2 separate regions of the Mus musculus genome follow, and region 1 is linked to region 2. The links are chromatin loops, found by intact Hi-C in ENCODE. Cell type or tissue: heart. All regions are shown on one strand. Each heading gives the region's core, and the rest is flanking DNA. Links, peaks and the distances in the headings are about the cores only.

Region 1 (8,333 bases), core at 108-8,107, 94 kb after region 2:
ATGGCTCCACCTGCCTCTGCCTCCCGGGTGTTGTGATTAAAGGCATGCACCACCATGCCCAGCAAACAAAATTCTTTATTAATCATAATTTTGACTATCAACTATGTTTTCTATTATTTTTAATTTAGATTTAATTTTTTCATAATTTTATCTTAAAATTATATATTGATATGTGATTTGAGGTATCTATTGGACAAACAAAAGAAAATATCTAGTAGTTATTTGAAGATGTGTGTACTCTTGAGTATTCCTGTGCAATGTAGCTAGATTGGACTGTATACTTGTTTCCCCAAACTCCATTTCAGTTGTTCTCCAGCTGTGCTCTCCATATTTTTCACTTTGACTGTGAAGGAAAGGGAACAGAAGAGCAGAGAAGCATTTAAACCTAATGCCCACTTTTTTAAACATTAAGTTACTTTTTCTTTTGTATTTTAAACATACCCTTTTCAGATGTATAATTCTTATGTTGTTTTTGTTTTTGATTTGTTTTGAGCCAGGGTTTCTCTGTGTAGTCCTGGCTGTTCTGAACTCACTGTAGACCAGGCTGGCCTAGTACTCAGAGATCTTCCTGCATTTGCCTCGTGAGTGCTGGAATTAAAGGTGTGCGCCACCACCACCACCACCTGGCCTCGGTTGAAGGATTCTTATGACTGTGCAGCAAATCCTGCTATGTTGAATTGTTTGCTAAGAGATCAGCAGTTAAGAGTGGGGCTGCAGTTGGCACAGGCCTTCTTTCCTCTAGCTCTGGGAAAGAGATCAACTTTGTCCATAAACAAGTTCATTCTTTGAAAGTAGAGGCAATGCACTTCCTGGGAGCTTCAGGGGGAAAACAGGTGTTGGAGGAAGTCACTGAACTAAAAAATAACATATTGCAATTTTTTCTTGTTTGTTTATTGATTAGAATTCCCTTTCCACCCCAACTATCTGACTATGTGACTGCAGATGATCAGAATGCAAGTTATAATAATGAGAGCAGCCTGATGAGAGTTCTGCTTACCCTCACCGCCAAATGTATTAGAGCCAGACTTTTAGCTGTTTTAGGCCCTACGAGGTGTTACATAGTGCTACAAACTTACAAGGGCCAACTGCAAACTCCTATTCTAATGTGGTTTCTCTAGAGAATACTATTTGCAATTTCAGACAATGTGTTTGTTGAGGATAAGTCTTTAGTATAGGTTGTAATTAAAAGTAGTGAGCCCATATATCCTATATGTATCTACTGTTAGACCAGACTGGATAACTACAAATTGAATATTTTTTTGTCTGAAATGCTTGGTATCAGAAGTGCTTCAGAATTTGGAGTATTTTGGATTTCAGATAATTGAATCAGGGATTTTACACTCAACCTGAATGTATCTTCCCCTGTGTATATTTTTAAAAACTGGAGTTAATGGGCTTGATCAGCCATCTGATGATTAGTTATCCTTGAGCTTAACTTTGAAGTCTCCATATGTATTTTATCAACATTAAGTAGATTGTTTACTGAGGCATGGAACTGCTTCAAATGAAGACGGGATTCTTTTTTTGTTGTTGTTCTTTTTAAATGCTATGTATAAATTGATTTTTCCAGGTGTGGTAGTTTGTGCATGTCTTTAATCCCATCCTGATCTATATAACAAGTTCTAGGAGAACTAGGCCTATACAGGTAGACCCTGTCTCAATAAAAAATAAAAAAACAAACAAAGAAACAAAACCCCCATTTTCTTCCTCATGCTTATTCTATGACCTGCATAATTGGAAAACTCAAACTAATCATGTTTTTAGCTACCAATAAATTTCTATCATTGAATTCACAGTAATACTTATACACTGTTTTGAAAGGGAAATGTCTCTCTCTCTCTTTTTTTTTTTTTTTTTTTTTTGGTAAATGTAATTATATGGTCCCAGTTAGGATCTGGAGTTGTGTGGGTTTTGGGGGGTGTGTGTGTGTGTGTGTGTGTGTGTGTGTGTGTAGTAAGACAGGGATGGTGTTATATAACTAATTCCAGCACTTGAGAGGCCAAGTCAGGAGGATCCCAAGGATGGTTTGAAGCCATCTTTGTATATATAGTGAGTTCAAGGCCAACCTGAGCTACACATACTGAATCTACAAAACCATAACCAAACAAGCACACATGTGTGAATGGGTGCCTTAGAAGCAGGGGATTTATTCATTTACTTAGTCATATGCAATTAATAGTCATAGTGTGGTAGCTACTGATCTAAATTGTGGAAGATGCAAAAGCAAATGGGACACTTTTCATTCAACCTTATAGATCTTAATCCTTAGGCTAGAAAAAGGGCTTAACAGTTAAGGTCACTTGCTTCTCTTCTGGGTTTGGTTACCTACAGTGACTCACAGCTGCCTATTACTTCAATTCCAGAGTACTCAGTGCACTCTTCTGGTACTTGCAAACCCCTGCATGCATTTTGTGCATGTATAGGCAAACAAGTGCGTGTACACATAAACATGAATAAAATAATGTCTTTTTTAAAAAAGATCTTAATCAGTGGGTGTCACTACAATGAGCAGATACGTGACAGGGAGGTAGAAAATAGGGAGTACCCAGTGGAGAGATGGAAGAAAGAGCGAAGCCGAGCATCGTGTGCACTATGGAGAGAGGTGGAACTGAGGATAGATGGTGGTGAAGAGCAGGCAGATATAAGGAGTGAAGCCATGGAGAGGTCCAGCCAGGCTGCTGCCATGTCTGTATCCACTACGATAGCCACAGCCTGTGCTGATATCTGTGTCCTATGTGGCCGTCTGGATGTCAGTGGTCTGGGCTGCTGCCTGAGACCATGTTGATGTCCATAGCTGTAATGCAGGAGATGGAGGACAACACTGATCTGAATGGCTGCCACCTGAGGCCATGGTGACATCCTGGCCCAGGCTGCCACTGAGGGCTGTGTCTGGCTCTGTGGTCCTGTTGCAGCTGGGATCTATGTTGATGTCCATGGTTTGAATTACCACACAAGGCCTTGCAGATGTCAGTGGTCTGGGCTGCCATCTGAGATCACATGAATGTCTGACACCTGTGTTGCTACCAGGGAGCATACTGATCTGAGTGGCCTGTTCTGCCACCTGAGGCCATGATGACATCTGGGCCCATGTTGCCACTGCGGGCCATGTCTGGGTATGTGATCCTGATGCAAAAAGAGACTGTGTTGATGTCTGAGGCCCGTGTTACCACCAAAGGCAATTCAAATGTCCCTGGTCTGAGGTGCTGCTTAAGGTCATGTTGTGGTCTGAGCACTATTGAGCTGGACCTGACTTCGCTGGTCACCACACTCAGGAGCTGGCCCTGGTGGCACAGGTGCAGGAGAGTGGATAAGCTGATCCTGGGCTCTGAGTTGGCCTACTCCGATATCCATCTCATCTATGAACTGTTGGAGTGCATGAAGGGCTGATTCTGCAGATCCAAAGCTGCAGGACTTCCATGACAGGGCAATAACAGGATAACCAAGAGGAGTTCTAGTGAGGATCCAGTATTGATAATGTAGCAGAAACCAGTTTTTTCAATCCAGACCAAAGACTTATTGCAATAATATTTGCAAATAAAGCTGTTTGGACAAAGAATATACTGTGTGACACATGACATGCAACAGCTTCCATGGAAAGACTTTTTCCCCCTGTTTTTACCTTTTTCTTTTTTTGGTGGAAGTTGCAAGGGGGGATGGGGGATGAATGGGATTGTGGGATGCATGATGTAAAATTCACAAAGAATCAGTAAAAAGTCTTTTTAAATGCTTTACTTTCTAATATTTTTTCCTAATATTGAAATTTACTTTCTAATATTTTTCCTAATACTGAAATGCTTGTTTAATTGATCAGATATAAAAGGTTCAGTGAGGTGTGGTTAATATCTAGCAAGGAAGTAAATCAAAGTCTCTGATATCATAGCAGGTATTATTGTCTAGTAACCTTCTGTGGTTTTACCCCATGCTTTAGAATCTCCTTAATAGTAAAAGTTACTATAATAAATAGTATTACTATTATAAACAGTAGCGTGCTGTTAATGTCCTGGTTTCTGAGCAAACTGTAAACTAAAATGATCAAACATCCCATGTTAATTACTCTGTAGGATAAGGCCATGTTGATATGTAACTATTTAGATGTGTTCTTGGGGAATAGTTTTATTCCTTATGCCAGTACTGACGAGAACAGCTTCTGCACATCTCACTCTGGATCTGTGGAACATTGAGCAGGGTGGGCGGGTGCTTGCTTGCTTGCTCGCTTGGTTTGTTTGTTTTTAACTTTAATTAAACTAAAAAAAACCCCTATTGATAGACTCTGGAAATTAGATCACTGATCTCATCTTATCTACAGAAAGCAGCTCAGTTGGCTGAGAGGTGAGGCAGCTTGCCCCCTTTTGTGTTCCTTTTTATAGCATGTTCTTATGCAATATACATACTCTTTTTTTTTTTCTTTTTAGACGCTTGAGGAGTATTTTCTTTGTGGTGAAGAGGAAGTGGATCAAAGTAGAAAGTATAACAAATATTGACCTAGTAGAAGACTTTAAAAGTTTAATAATCTTGAAGTTTTATTTTTAAAATATGTTGATCTCCAGTAAAAGTTAAATAGATGTGTCCTGGCTGGTAATTGGGCAAAAGAATAAAAGATAAACAACTTTTTAAAAAAAGATTTATTTATTTTATTTATATGAGTACAGTGTAGCTGTCTCCAGACACACCAGAAGAAGGCATTGGATCCCATTACAGATGGTTGTGAGCCACCATGTGGTTGCTAGGAATTAAACTCAGGGCCTCTGGAAGAGCCATCAGTGCTCTTAACCACTGAGCCATCTCTCCAGCCCCAACTTTTAATTCTGTGAGGCAAGTTCTCATGTGGTACAAACCAGCCTCATACTCACTGTGTAAATAAGTCTAGCATCGATGCCTTCTCCCAAGAGCTGGGATTACAGGTCTGCACTACCACATCCTGCTGCATACTATTTTGCTGCTATTGTTTGTCAAATGAAGAGGGAAAGCATTAGTGTTCCCTCCCTTTTCTTGCTTACCATCAACCCAGAAGTCTTTCTCACTTATTTTAGTTATAGTCCTGATGTCTGTGCTTAGCTGTTGTCTACTTATGTTAGTTAGCTTCATGAATTAGCATGAAAATCATGTTTGTTCACTGATGACTTAGCATGAAACCCTCCAGATCTCAACCTGGCTCTCTGCCTTTCCAGCCTTACCTCCTCTTTCTTAAAAGATGAATTATTTGGCCCAGTTTCTTACTTTTTATTATTCTCAAATCTGCAGTCTTGCCCTTGTCCTTCTCCACATGTTTCTTTCTCTTTGGTCAAAATTTCCCAAAGTGGAAGCAACTCCCATAATTCTCTTCAACAATCCATTTTAGATTTCATTTGACAGGTATTGTTAATGTAGATTGTAAGGCTCTAAAACTATATCCTCAGATTGATTTTCCTTAGGTGTATGTGACAGTTTGATTAGAAATAAATGTGAATACTCTTTTCAGTCACCATAACCACATTTCAAGCACTCAGAAGCCACATGTAGCCACTGTGTTGGGTAGTGTAGACATAGTGCTTGTCCATCATCTTAATGTTCTGTTAGTCAGTTTAAAGCTTAGTTCTGATTTTCTTCCCATAGCCACTTGATCTGTCTTTGTTGCTTTGGTTTGATTCTCTTGCCATGTTAAAACATTCAACCTGAGGAGGAAAGGATTTATTAGGCTTATATTCCCAGGTCATCATTGAGGAAAATAGGGCAGAAACTCAAAGTAGAACCCATGGGAGGAGTACTTGCTGCCCGGGTCTCTGACTCCCTGCACAGACTAATCTAATGTAGACAATCTCTCAATTGAGGCTCCTTTAGATGACTCCAGGCTGTGTCAGGTTGACAGCTGAAGCTAACTAGGACAGTCATCAACCTTGCTGACCATTTTTCTACAACCACATCCATGGTTATATTCAGTTACTTCTTAGTTCACTATGTCTTTCTTGTAATTCTAGAGTTTTAGTTAGACCTTATAATAAAATCGCTTCCTTGTTATGGTTTAACCATTGACAAGTCACAAACAGATGAGTGTTACAGTGGTACAGAAAATTTTATTCCCAGAAATAAATGTTGGATTGGATTTGGCACACAGGCCTTAGTTTTCAAGCTTTGGTATAGAACTTTTAAATATGATGTAATATTCTAACTCTAGGAATGATCTCAAAGAAAAATACACATGGTTTAATGGCTTCAAAAATGAAATACTGCTAGTACAATGGAATCATATGTGATGCCTCCAGAACATCTCCTTCTTGTCTATTTTACTATTCTGACAGCACAATATGGTCTTTGATGGCTCTGTCTGTCTATCTGTCTATCTATCTATCTTGGTTTTTTATTATTATTAGGTATTTATTTCATTTACATTTCCAATGCTATCCCAAAAGTCCACCACACCCTCCCACACCCACTCCCTCACCCACCCACTCCCACCTCTTGGCCCTGGCGTTCCCCTGTACTGAGGCATATAAGGTCTGCACGACCAATGGGCCTCTCTTTCCGCTGATGGCCGACCAGGCCATCTTCTGATACATATGCAGCTAGAGACACGAGCTCTGGGAGGGTACTGGTTAGTTCATATTGTTGTTCCACCTATAGGGCTGCAGATCCCCCCCAGCTCCCTGGTACTTCCTCCAGCTCCTCCATTGGGGACCCTGTGATCCATCCAATAGCTAACTGTGAGCGTCCAGTTCTGTGTTTGCTAGACCCGGGCATAGTTTCACAAAAGACAGCTATATCAGGGTCCTTTCAGCAAAATCTTGCTAGTGTATGCAATGGTGTCAGCGTTTGTAGGCTGATTATGGGATGGATCCCCGGGTATGGCAGTCTATCTATCTTGTTTGAAACAGAATCTCACCATATAGTCCTGGGTGGCCTGGAACTTGCTAGGTAGACCATTGGCCTGGAACTCACAAAAGATTTGCCTACCCATGCCTCCTGAATGTATTAAAGGGAAGTGTTTCTACCACCAGATTACTTTTTAAATAGAACTTAAAGTGCAAATCAGAACATGTAATCTGTTCCATATCCTCTAGGAGTCTGAATAAGAGGCACAGAGCAGAGAATGCATAAAACTGTAAGAGTAGTGTGTAGAGTGGTAGGAGTGTAGGGACAGTGCTTGCCTGGAAGCTACCAGGCTGGGATTTGATCCCCAACTTCCCAAACCCAAGACAGAAAAGCAAACCATTAGGAGTGAACTTTAAAGAAATCAGTTCTTTTTCAGATAAGTTTTTAAGTGTACAGGTAACATACAAAAAATGAATCTATTTTTAATATACAGGGGGCCTTGTTTTAGCAATAACTATCATAATCACAACTAATAGATTATTTTTGTTTTCCTTTGTTATTTTATTTGGTTCCTATTAGAATGTAGTACATTTTTACATTCATCATTATCATTTCATAGTTTCATAAGTCAGAAGTCCAGGTGGACTTAGCTGGGTTTTATGCCTCTGTCCTCACAAGAATTAAGGTGTTGTCTGAGCTCTGTTATCTGGATATTCTAGGAAATAATCTGTTTCCAAGGCCCTTCATATTGACTGAATCCCACTCTTGATTTCTTATTTTCTTGGTGGCTATAGGTTGGGGTAATTCTCATCTGCTAGAGTTTGCTGTTAAATCCTTTATATAGACTACCTCATTAATAAACCAGCAGTATAGATTCCATGTATGAGTTCCTGTTGTGTGTTTCTGACTAAAGAAAGCATTCTGTCTTCTCTGCTCTAACATCACATTCATCAGCCTCATCTATGCTCACAGGCACTCAATCATTTCATGATACTACCTATATTGGTGATCTTGCACATATTTTGTTAAGTTTATTCCCAAATTATATCATTCACTGTTATATCAGCTGTTATATTTTAGTCTTTTCTTTCAATATTTTTTGCTAATGTTTGGAATAAAATTAATTTTTTTAGTTATTGATCTTGTCCTAGTTACCATGCTGCTCTGTGACTGTAACAAATCACTGCAGCTTAGTGGCCTGAAACAGTAACACCATCTATTTTGCTGTCACATCTGCACTTTGGTTAGAATTCAATAGGTAGAACTTATCTCTGCACCACCCCATATCAGTGTGGGTTCAAAGGATAACAGCTGAATCTGGGGGCTTGCTTACATACATACTTAGTGGTTGGTGCTGCCTTAGGGCTAAGATTTCCATGGTTGTCAAGTAGAGCCTCTGCTCATGGCTTCCTTTTGTCTCTTAGGATTTCTTACAATATTATGGTTGGTTTTCAGGGACAAATCGTAGGGGGAGAGAGAATAGAAGCAGATGTTAGGCAAAGCCAAGATCACATTTTATGAGAATCTCAGAGTTTATGCAGTCTCTC
Region 2 (8,333 bases), core at 131-8,130:
TTTTATCAGTTCGGTGCCTCTGGATAGTTCTTGAGCCTCTGGATAGTTTATGTTTGAGTCTCAGTGTGTGAAAATGGGGTTGTATGTACTATAAGGAGATGTTGTGAGAGCAAAAAACAATGTAAAAAGCATGCTCATTTCCATGCCCGAAGCATGGAGGTAGGTACAAATGCTCACTCTTGGTATCTTTCCAGAGTCAGGATCCCATATGTGGTCTCTTTGATGGAAAGGGGCCAGTTACCTGTTACACAGCCTCGGGATGGAAATGCTCGCTTCCTCCATGGATTGATCTGCCTGGAAAACCTTCCTGAGACCTGAAAAGATTTGCTAATTCTGTCTTTGAAGGCACAGAGCATGCTGCTCTGCAGATTTCCCTTCAATAATCTAAGAGATCTTTCTGCTAGCAGTGTGCTTACTACTATGACAGAAGCAAAACTCTTCAAGTCCCCATACTCTCTGGAAGAGGGACACTTAAGTCAAGTTTCCAGAGATCACAGAAATCCCTTGCTCCGTCCTATATTTTATGCTTCCAAGTCTGCTGCTTTATTCCTGGTGACATTAGTCACCATTTTGGTTTTGTAATGTGACATCTGAGAGCAGCAACTTGAGCAAAGAAGGGTTTCTCTTGGCTTATGCCTTAAGAGGATGCGGATCACCATGGAAGCCACGTCAGTGGCAGCACAAGGTGCTCAGGCACATTGTACCTGCAGTCAGTAAATGGAGAGATTAAAGATGGTGCTCAGCCTGCTACCTCCTTTCCCCCCTTTTCATTCACCCTGGGGCCGTATGCAGGGTGAACTTGGAAGCATGAGAAGGGCAAATGACCTATCTCTTGTGGGTCTTAGGGTTCTTACTGTAGAAATGAAGAAAATAATATGTCATAAGGTTACTGTAAACATTAGCTTGAAGAAACCATAAGAAAGTTTAGGATTTGAAAAGGCACACTGCAAATTAAAAAAACTTAAAAAGATTTACTAGTTTTTGTGTACAAGTGTTTTGCCTCCATGTATGTGTGTGATTAGATGCAAGCCTGGGGCTTGCAGAGACCAGAACATGGCATTGGATCCTGTGGGCCTAGAGTTACAGTCAGTTGTGAGTGGTTATGCTGGGAATTAAACCTTAGTCCTTTGCAAGAGCAATAAGTGCTTTTAACTGCTGACCCCTCTCTCCAGCCCCACCTTCTTTCTGTCCTATCTATCTATCTATCTATCTATCTATCTATCTATCTATCTATCTATCTATCTATTGGGTCTCTGTAGACAATTTGGGCTGCCTCAAACTCATGATCCCAAGGGCTTGGATTACATTAGTAGATGTTTGAGACCATGCACAGTATCATTTACCGTATGCTCTAGATGAGCTCCAATATCCACTGAGTGCACAGCAGATCAGTGGTCTAGGAGATCCCAAATCTTCCAACATTCAGAAACTGTATATCCTCAGTATTCACTTCCAAGGACGTGAGGCAGGATAATCCCCGAGACAGAGCAGCTATGCCCAGGACTAGAATTTGGAAACCCTTGATCAGGCACCTGCTGCATGCAGGCCATCTGGGCAGGTGCTGTTATCCTAGCTTTTCCACTCAATAGTCTGGGACTGCGGGTGAATCTGCCTTGCTCACTTCCATACCCTAGTGTTTGGTGTAAGCTTCACATAAAGCAGGGTGGCAGCAAATATTTTACCAATGAAGGAATCAGTGAATGTTTGTTCAGTATTGACCATCTGACAGTGGTGAGGCTGAGAATAGGGCCACCTCCCGACCTCTAGTGGTTGTGCTTCAGAGGAGGTCAGGACTCTGGGTTCCCATCCACTCTTCCCTTGCCCCAGGCCTTCCTTGATCTGAATGAGGACACTGGTGGCAAATGGATGGCTTCAAGGAAACCAGAAACAGTAGAGTAGGCTTTGTAATTTATACACAGCTCTCAACTCTTGACTCCTCATCTCATCTGTTAGCATGTAGGTTAACTCAACATAAAACACCTGGGTAGGAGTTCATCTTCTGGTCACAGAGCCAGTAGGTTATCTGGTAAGTAAGTCATCCTGGTCTAGTCCAGTCTCATGGACTTCCTTTTTGGCCTGAACTGAGTTTCTGAGAACAGCTATCTGGGACTGCAAGTACTGAATGAAGTGGGGGAGGGGGGAGATCCAGCTCACACTGTGGCTGCCTGTGGAGCTGTGGCTCAAAAATAGTGCCTAGGAACGAGGAAGAAGGTTTTCTACTATTCCAAGCAACCCAAAGGGAGCCTGATACTCCTTGGGTGGTCTGGACAGAGTGAGAAGGTGCCTGATAGGACCCTGAGGAGAAAGAGCATTGTCATTGCCAGATGAGGTTGAGTTTATTCAAGTAGTTCAGGACAGGCAAAGTGAGTTGACCTAGAAGTCCTCCCTTCCAGACAAGGGCTTCCTTCAGAGGCTTCCTCCATGGCCCTTGCTGTCTCCCTATGGTTCTTAATCTCACCTAATCCTTTCCTCTGCCATGCTAGTGATGAACTCAGGGCCTCTCTGGCTGCTAGGCATGCGCCCTAACACCAAGCAAGATACCCCTCCTCACACTCAGCCCTTGGGATTCTAGGCATGCCATGTGACCTTGAGAATGGCTCCAATTCTCTGCGGACACCAGCCTTCCTATCTGTGATATGGGAGTGACCGATTCAAGAGATTTTCATTCTTTTCCTCAGTTGACTCCACGAGGTCTGGCTAAGTACTCTGGAATAGGGCATCCATTCCTTTGCCTGGCAATTTTAGGTTATTTCACCTGTCCTCCAATGGCATAGGTCTGGCACCTGCGGCTAGTTGTAAAAGGACTTGTTCATGCTAAATTTCTCAGTGCACGTTTAGCTGACTAGGAGGGAGGGTACGCTGAGGGACTGAGAGAAAGCAAAATCCCGAATCCTCTTAGGTACCTCCTTCCTTATTGCAAACAATCCCACTATGAGCCTAGCCCCCCTCGACTCCTGCCAAATTCCCACACAAACTGTGCAGCCGCAGATGCAGGCGGGAGGCGGGGGCGGCCTGTGCGCGTGCGTCGGAGCAGAGTCCTCTCCCTCCCACGTGCGCGCTCCCGGAGGAGTCGCGCGCCCCAGCGGGCTGGCGGGAAGGCGCGCGGGAAGCCCCCAGCTGCCTGCTCGGTGTGGGGGGAGGGAGGACGGGAAGCGTCCGGAACGTTCCATCGTCGGAGAGAACTGGGGTAGTTCTCGAGTCCCGTTCCCGTCCCCACCGTTCCCCTCGGCCGAACAATCCGTGAAGTTTCCCCCTTTCTCACACCGAGATCCGGAGCCCCGTGGCGCGGCCTGGCTAACCTCCCCCCCTCCACTCTGAAGCAGGCGGTGTGGCCGGGAGCGCATCCCCTCTGCAGCCGGAGCGGGGCGCTGTGGCGCGCGCCAGGGGCCGGAAATTCCCGCGGCCTGAGTGGTTGGCGGAGCTCTAACAGGGGAGCGTGGCGCCGCCTTCCTCCTTCCCGGGCCGGGCGGGGGCGTTGGGCACCGCGAGGGCCGGGCTGCCCGAGTGGGTGGGGGGCCGCCGCGTCAGCCAGCTGCAGCCGGGCCGCGGCAGGCGGCGAGCGCGGACGACGCGGCCGCTCCTCCTCAGCCGCCCGGCGAGCCGCGAGCCCCCCCCCCCCGGCGGCCCCCGCCCCCTGGCCGTCTCCGCCTCCTTCCCTCACACACCCCCCGGGCCGCCCGGGCCCCAGGCCTTCCCGGCGCTCCTCCTTCTCTCCACACTCGCTGCGACCCGGCTGCTCCTGCCGCTCGCCTGCCTCGCAGCCTCCGGGCCGATTCCTCTTCCTTCTCCTTCCCAGGCTCTCCTTTCACACACACACAAGCGCGCGCCCTGGCTTGCTGGGCCGCCCCATTTTCTCCAACCCTCCTCACCCTCACAGTCCTTTAAACGCCGCCGTCAGGGGTGGGCGGAGGATTGATGTCCCTTCAGCATCATGCAGCCGCCGCCGAGGAAGGTAAGGGCGCAGCTGGCGGGGGGCTTTGGAGATTTGGGGGGTGGCGGTGCGTACAAAGAACGCGGCTGGGGCGACCGCTGCGCCCCCTCCCCCTTCCCGCAAGGGACCGTGACCACTCTAGCTTCTTGGCTTGTCAGAGTTGCCGCCCGCCCCAAGCAGGGGGTCGCGTGTACGGGGTGTCTTTCTGACGGAGGGGCGGCCAGTGCTCCTCAGTACTAGGGAGGACACCTCCCTCCCCCCGAGACACTCGCTGGAGTTTTTTTTTTTTTTTTTTTTCTTTCGGGCATGCATGTGTGTGTCTGTCTGCATGGCAGTGCTGCCCAGAGCAAAGTGCATTCTCAGAGCTGTATGGGGGAGAGGCGGGGGAGCCCCTGCAGATTTGCAGAGCCTTGTGCGTGACGGATTGTTTAGTCTGCGCCAGGTTCGAGCCCTCCAGTCGCTTGTCGACACTCCACCCATTGGCAAATTCGCGGGGGGATTTGTTTCAAGTCTCGCCTCAAGATTTGGCCTTTTTTTCCCCCCACGGGGCTGCGGAAAAGAAGTTGGAACGGTCTCCGCCCTCCCACCCCAAGGGAAAGCAAATTAAGGATTGACGGGTCCTGCTTAACCCCCACCCCCCATCCCTTTTGCCCCGCCTCGGGCTAGGGGGCCAGGAAAACAGCAGAGCTTCCAGTACGAAATCCAGAACCTGGCGTTGCATGGTTTGAGCACTACGGTTGGGGTTTGGATGGCCTGGGTGGCAGTGACGGTGCTCTGGGGCTGCCAGCAACTCGGCTGCTCCCTTCTACACCTTTCCGCACTGCCAAGGCTGTGTCCTTGCCTTTTTAAATCTTTCAGATGGATACTAGGTATCTACTCTGAGCAGTGGGTAGAGACAGTTACATCCTTCCCTTGTGGGCAAACATTTGCCTTATGAGTAACTCATCATCTATGCTTCCCTTTCTTTTCTCTTCTTAATCTGATTTTTTTGCCCAGTTACTGATCCTCCCCCTTTCCCCCTGCACGTGTACCCCACCTCTCCATGTAGCTTTGCTCTGGTGGTCGGGATTCCACCACGATCACACACCAATTGAAATCCCAGGGTCCGGCCTGGCGAGGATGGCTCCAGCCAGCTGGCTTTGGCGGTTCTCTCTGTTTGAAGTGGGCTGCCACCCGGCCTGGCTTGCTGGGTTAGTTTAAAAGCCCTGCATATGCTGGAAGGTCACTTTTGCATTCTCCTTTGTGAGAAAGAGATTATGATTTGATGTGCTGTCAGAGTGGAGGGCATCATTCTGAGACTGTGTGCTTTCTTGCAGCCATTACGGAATATTTTATGTAGTTTATTCGTGAATATTATTTCATGATTGTGTACATTTTGGTCGCTAGGTATTAGGTACACTCATCTGTGCTCCCTGCTCCTGTGGTTAATGTCTGAATCTTTGGGAAGCAAGAGAAAGCAGAATGACAGTTTGCACCCCTTTAAACTGCAAATTTTTTTTTTGTATTTGTGAATTTTTATTCAGCCCCTGTCTTACATTCCCTGGCTAGTTTTTTTCATTAAACTTAGTTAAGTAATAAAATTGGATGGGAAATACGAACTTTTTGGTCTTTGGGGATAGGAAAACTAGAAGTATACATTCTAACAAATAGTGTCTTCTTTAAGTAATTTTTTTCCTTCAAATTGTAGTAAAAGCCTTCATAAATACATACTGTGTTTTAGGTGAAAGTTACACAAGAGCTGAGAAACATTCAAGGTGAGCAGATGACAAAACTTCAAGCCAAACATCAGGCAGAATGTGACTTACTTGAAGACATGAGGTAAGATTATAGTAGGAGCTGGAGAACTTCTGTATCTGCTGCCCAGAACCCTTGAGTGGCCAAGCCCTAGGATCTGATGATGGAATTTCCTTTTGGATTTCCTGCTTTCAGGCTGTAGAATTTCGACTCAGCTGGAAGTTAGAACAGGAACTAACACAGTTTAAATTCGACGTACACACACTGTAGAAAAATGAGGGCCTTAAGAGTCTTATCTGTTAGAGCTGGGCATGGTGGCTTATGCCTTTAATTCCAGCACTCGGGAGGCAGAGGCAGGCAGATTTCTGAGTTCCAGGCCAGCCTGGTCTACAAAGTGAGTTCCAGGACAGCCAGGGATACACAGAGAAACCCTGTCTCAAAAAAGAGTCTATCAGTTAGTTTGTAATCACTCAACTGGAAATTCTTACATCTTTTCACTGAGTTGCAAGTTATTTATTGGCTTTAACAATTCTAACATTTTAAAGCTGACACTTGTGGTTAGTGGTTAATATCTGGGATGAGCCAGTCACCCCAGATGAAGCTATACTAGCACTATTTGGCAAGTATTACTTTGTGTTTGAATGTGCAATTCAGTGAGAATGATATGTCATGTTTTAACTAAAGCTACCTATATTCATAACGGGAAACTCTGAATTTAATAGCTAAGGTCTTGCACTAACATTGTGAGAATGAATGTTATAACAGGGTAGTAAGATGGACATGGTGGCATGTATCTGGAATCCCAGTAATCCCAGTGCTCTGGAGGCTGAGATAGGAGCTTAAGTTCTGGGACAGCCTGGGCTATACAAGGAAACCCTGTTTCCAAAAAACAAAACAAACAAACAAACAAAAAAATCAAAAATCCAAAGGTACTGTAAAACATGAGTAGAAAGTAGGAATTGCTTTCTTTCTTTTTATATTTTGTTTTTTTGAGGCAGGGTTTCTCTGTGTAACCTTGATTGTCTTGGAACATAATCTGCAGACCAGGCTGGCTTTCAACTCAGATCTAGCTGCCTCTGCCTCACAAGCTCACTGAGACTAAAGATGTGAGCTGTCACTACTCAGTTGGGATTATTTTCTTTTTTTTTTTGTTTTTTTGAGACAGGGTTTCTCTGTAGCCCTGGCTGCCCTGGAACTCACTTTGTAGACCAGGCTGGCTTTGAACTCAGAAATCCGCCTGCCTCTGCCTCCCAAATGCTGGGATTAAAGATGTGTACCACCACGCCAGGCTGGGATTATTTTCTTTTTTTTTTTTTTTCCATTTTTTATTAGGTATTTAGCTCATTTACATTTCCAATGCTATACCAAAAGTCCCCCATACCCACCCACCCCCACTCCCCTACCCACCCACTCCCCCTTTTTGGCCCTGGCGTTCCCCTGTACTGGGGCATATAAGGTTTGCGTGTCCAATGTGCCTCTCTTTCCAGTGATGGCCGACTAGGCCATCTTTTGATACATATGCAGCTAGAGTCAAGAGCTCCGGGGTACTGGTTAGTTCATAATGTTGTTCCATCTATAGGGTTGCAGATCCCTTTAGCTCCTTGGGTACTTTCTCTAGCTCCTCCATTGGGAGCCCTGTGATCCATCCATTAGCTGACTGTGAGCATCCACTTCTGTGTTTGCTAGGCCCCGGCATAGTCTCACAAGAGACAGCTACATCTGGGTCCTTTCGATAAAATCTTGCTAGTATATGCAATGGTGTCAGCGTTTGGATGCTGATTATGGGGTGGATCCCTGGATATGGCAGTCTCTACATGGTCCATCCTTTCATCTCAGCTCCAAACTTTGTCTTTGTAACTCCTTCCATGGGTGTTTTGTTCCCTGGGATTATTTTCTTAAAGGAAGTTCGTTCCCTCCCTCCCTCCCTCCCTCCCTCCCTCCCTCCCTCCCTCCCTCCCTCCCTCCCTCCCTCCCTTCATTCCTTCTTGGGACAGGATCTTTCTGTTGTAGTCCTGGCTAGCCTGGAACTCACAGAGATTCTCCTCCCTCTGCCTCCAGGTGCTGGGACTCAAGGCATGCACCACCACACTTGGCCTGCCGCTTATTTAACAATCCTGTAGTACAAACTGACAGTTCAACAAATATTTTTGTAAAGGATAAAAGATGATTTGCATATTCAAATAGAGCAGGTCCAACCAATTCTTACTTATATAATAGTTATCAAATTGGAATTAAGTCTGTAAACCATTAGTTGGCAATTTTCCCCAGAGTGTTCCAGCATAATGTTTTATGAAAAACATTATCATGCAATGTTAGGATAAAATTATGTATGTTTTAGATAACTAAGCATTTTAAAGAGTTTATCCCCCCCCCCAAATGCTTACTTTAGACCTTTTTGTCTTGAGCATTTCTTCTATGCAACTGTCTTTGTAGGATTTCTAAGGCATATGCTGGCGTGCTGGCACACGCTTTTAATCCCAGCACTCGGGAGGCAGAGGCAGGCGGATTTCTGAGTTCGAGGCCAGCCTGGTCTACAAAGTGAGTTCCAGGACAGCCAGGGCTACACAGAGAAAGCCTGTCTCGAAAAACCAAAAAAAAAAAAAAAAAAAAAAAGTTTTCATTAATTTTGAATATACAAAGATTGCTTTTCTGACTAGAAAGTGTTCTA

Evidence for each region. Hi-C counts contacts between places; a loop is a spot of excess contacts. Peaks named below come from ENCODE experiments on the same cell type or tissue, not always from the same donor. Only the 100,000 strongest peaks of a DNase experiment are listed, where the experiment ranks them.
Region 1: it touches region 2 in a loop (2.3-fold over the local background); 4 of 42 quality-filtered maps call a loop at or near these places.

Annotation. Positions count from the first base shown.
Region 1 is chr7:101,199,309-101,207,641 of GRCm38, forward strand. The region is part of intron 8 of Fchsd2 (FCH and double SH3 domains 2); the gene reads left to right. Among named protein-coding and RNA genes, the nearest start is that of Gm50587, 55 kb to the right of the region's middle. In heart, for the core only: a CTCF peak has its summit at 4,707 (motif pointing right); no DNase peak of the experiment used is centred there.
Region 2 is chr7:101,105,088-101,113,420 of GRCm38, forward strand. It overlaps Fchsd2 (FCH and double SH3 domains 2), which reads left to right and starts at 3,688. Exons shown (of 20, transcript NM_001146010.1): 1 at 3,688-3,952; 2 at 5,652-5,749. The coding sequence starts at 3,932. In heart, for the core only: CTCF peaks have their summits at 1,778 (motif pointing left) and 3,348; DNase peaks (open chromatin) are centred at 2,204, 2,524, 3,324, 4,634 and 1 weaker place; H3K4me3 peaks cover 3,510 bases; H3K27ac peaks cover 3,205 bases.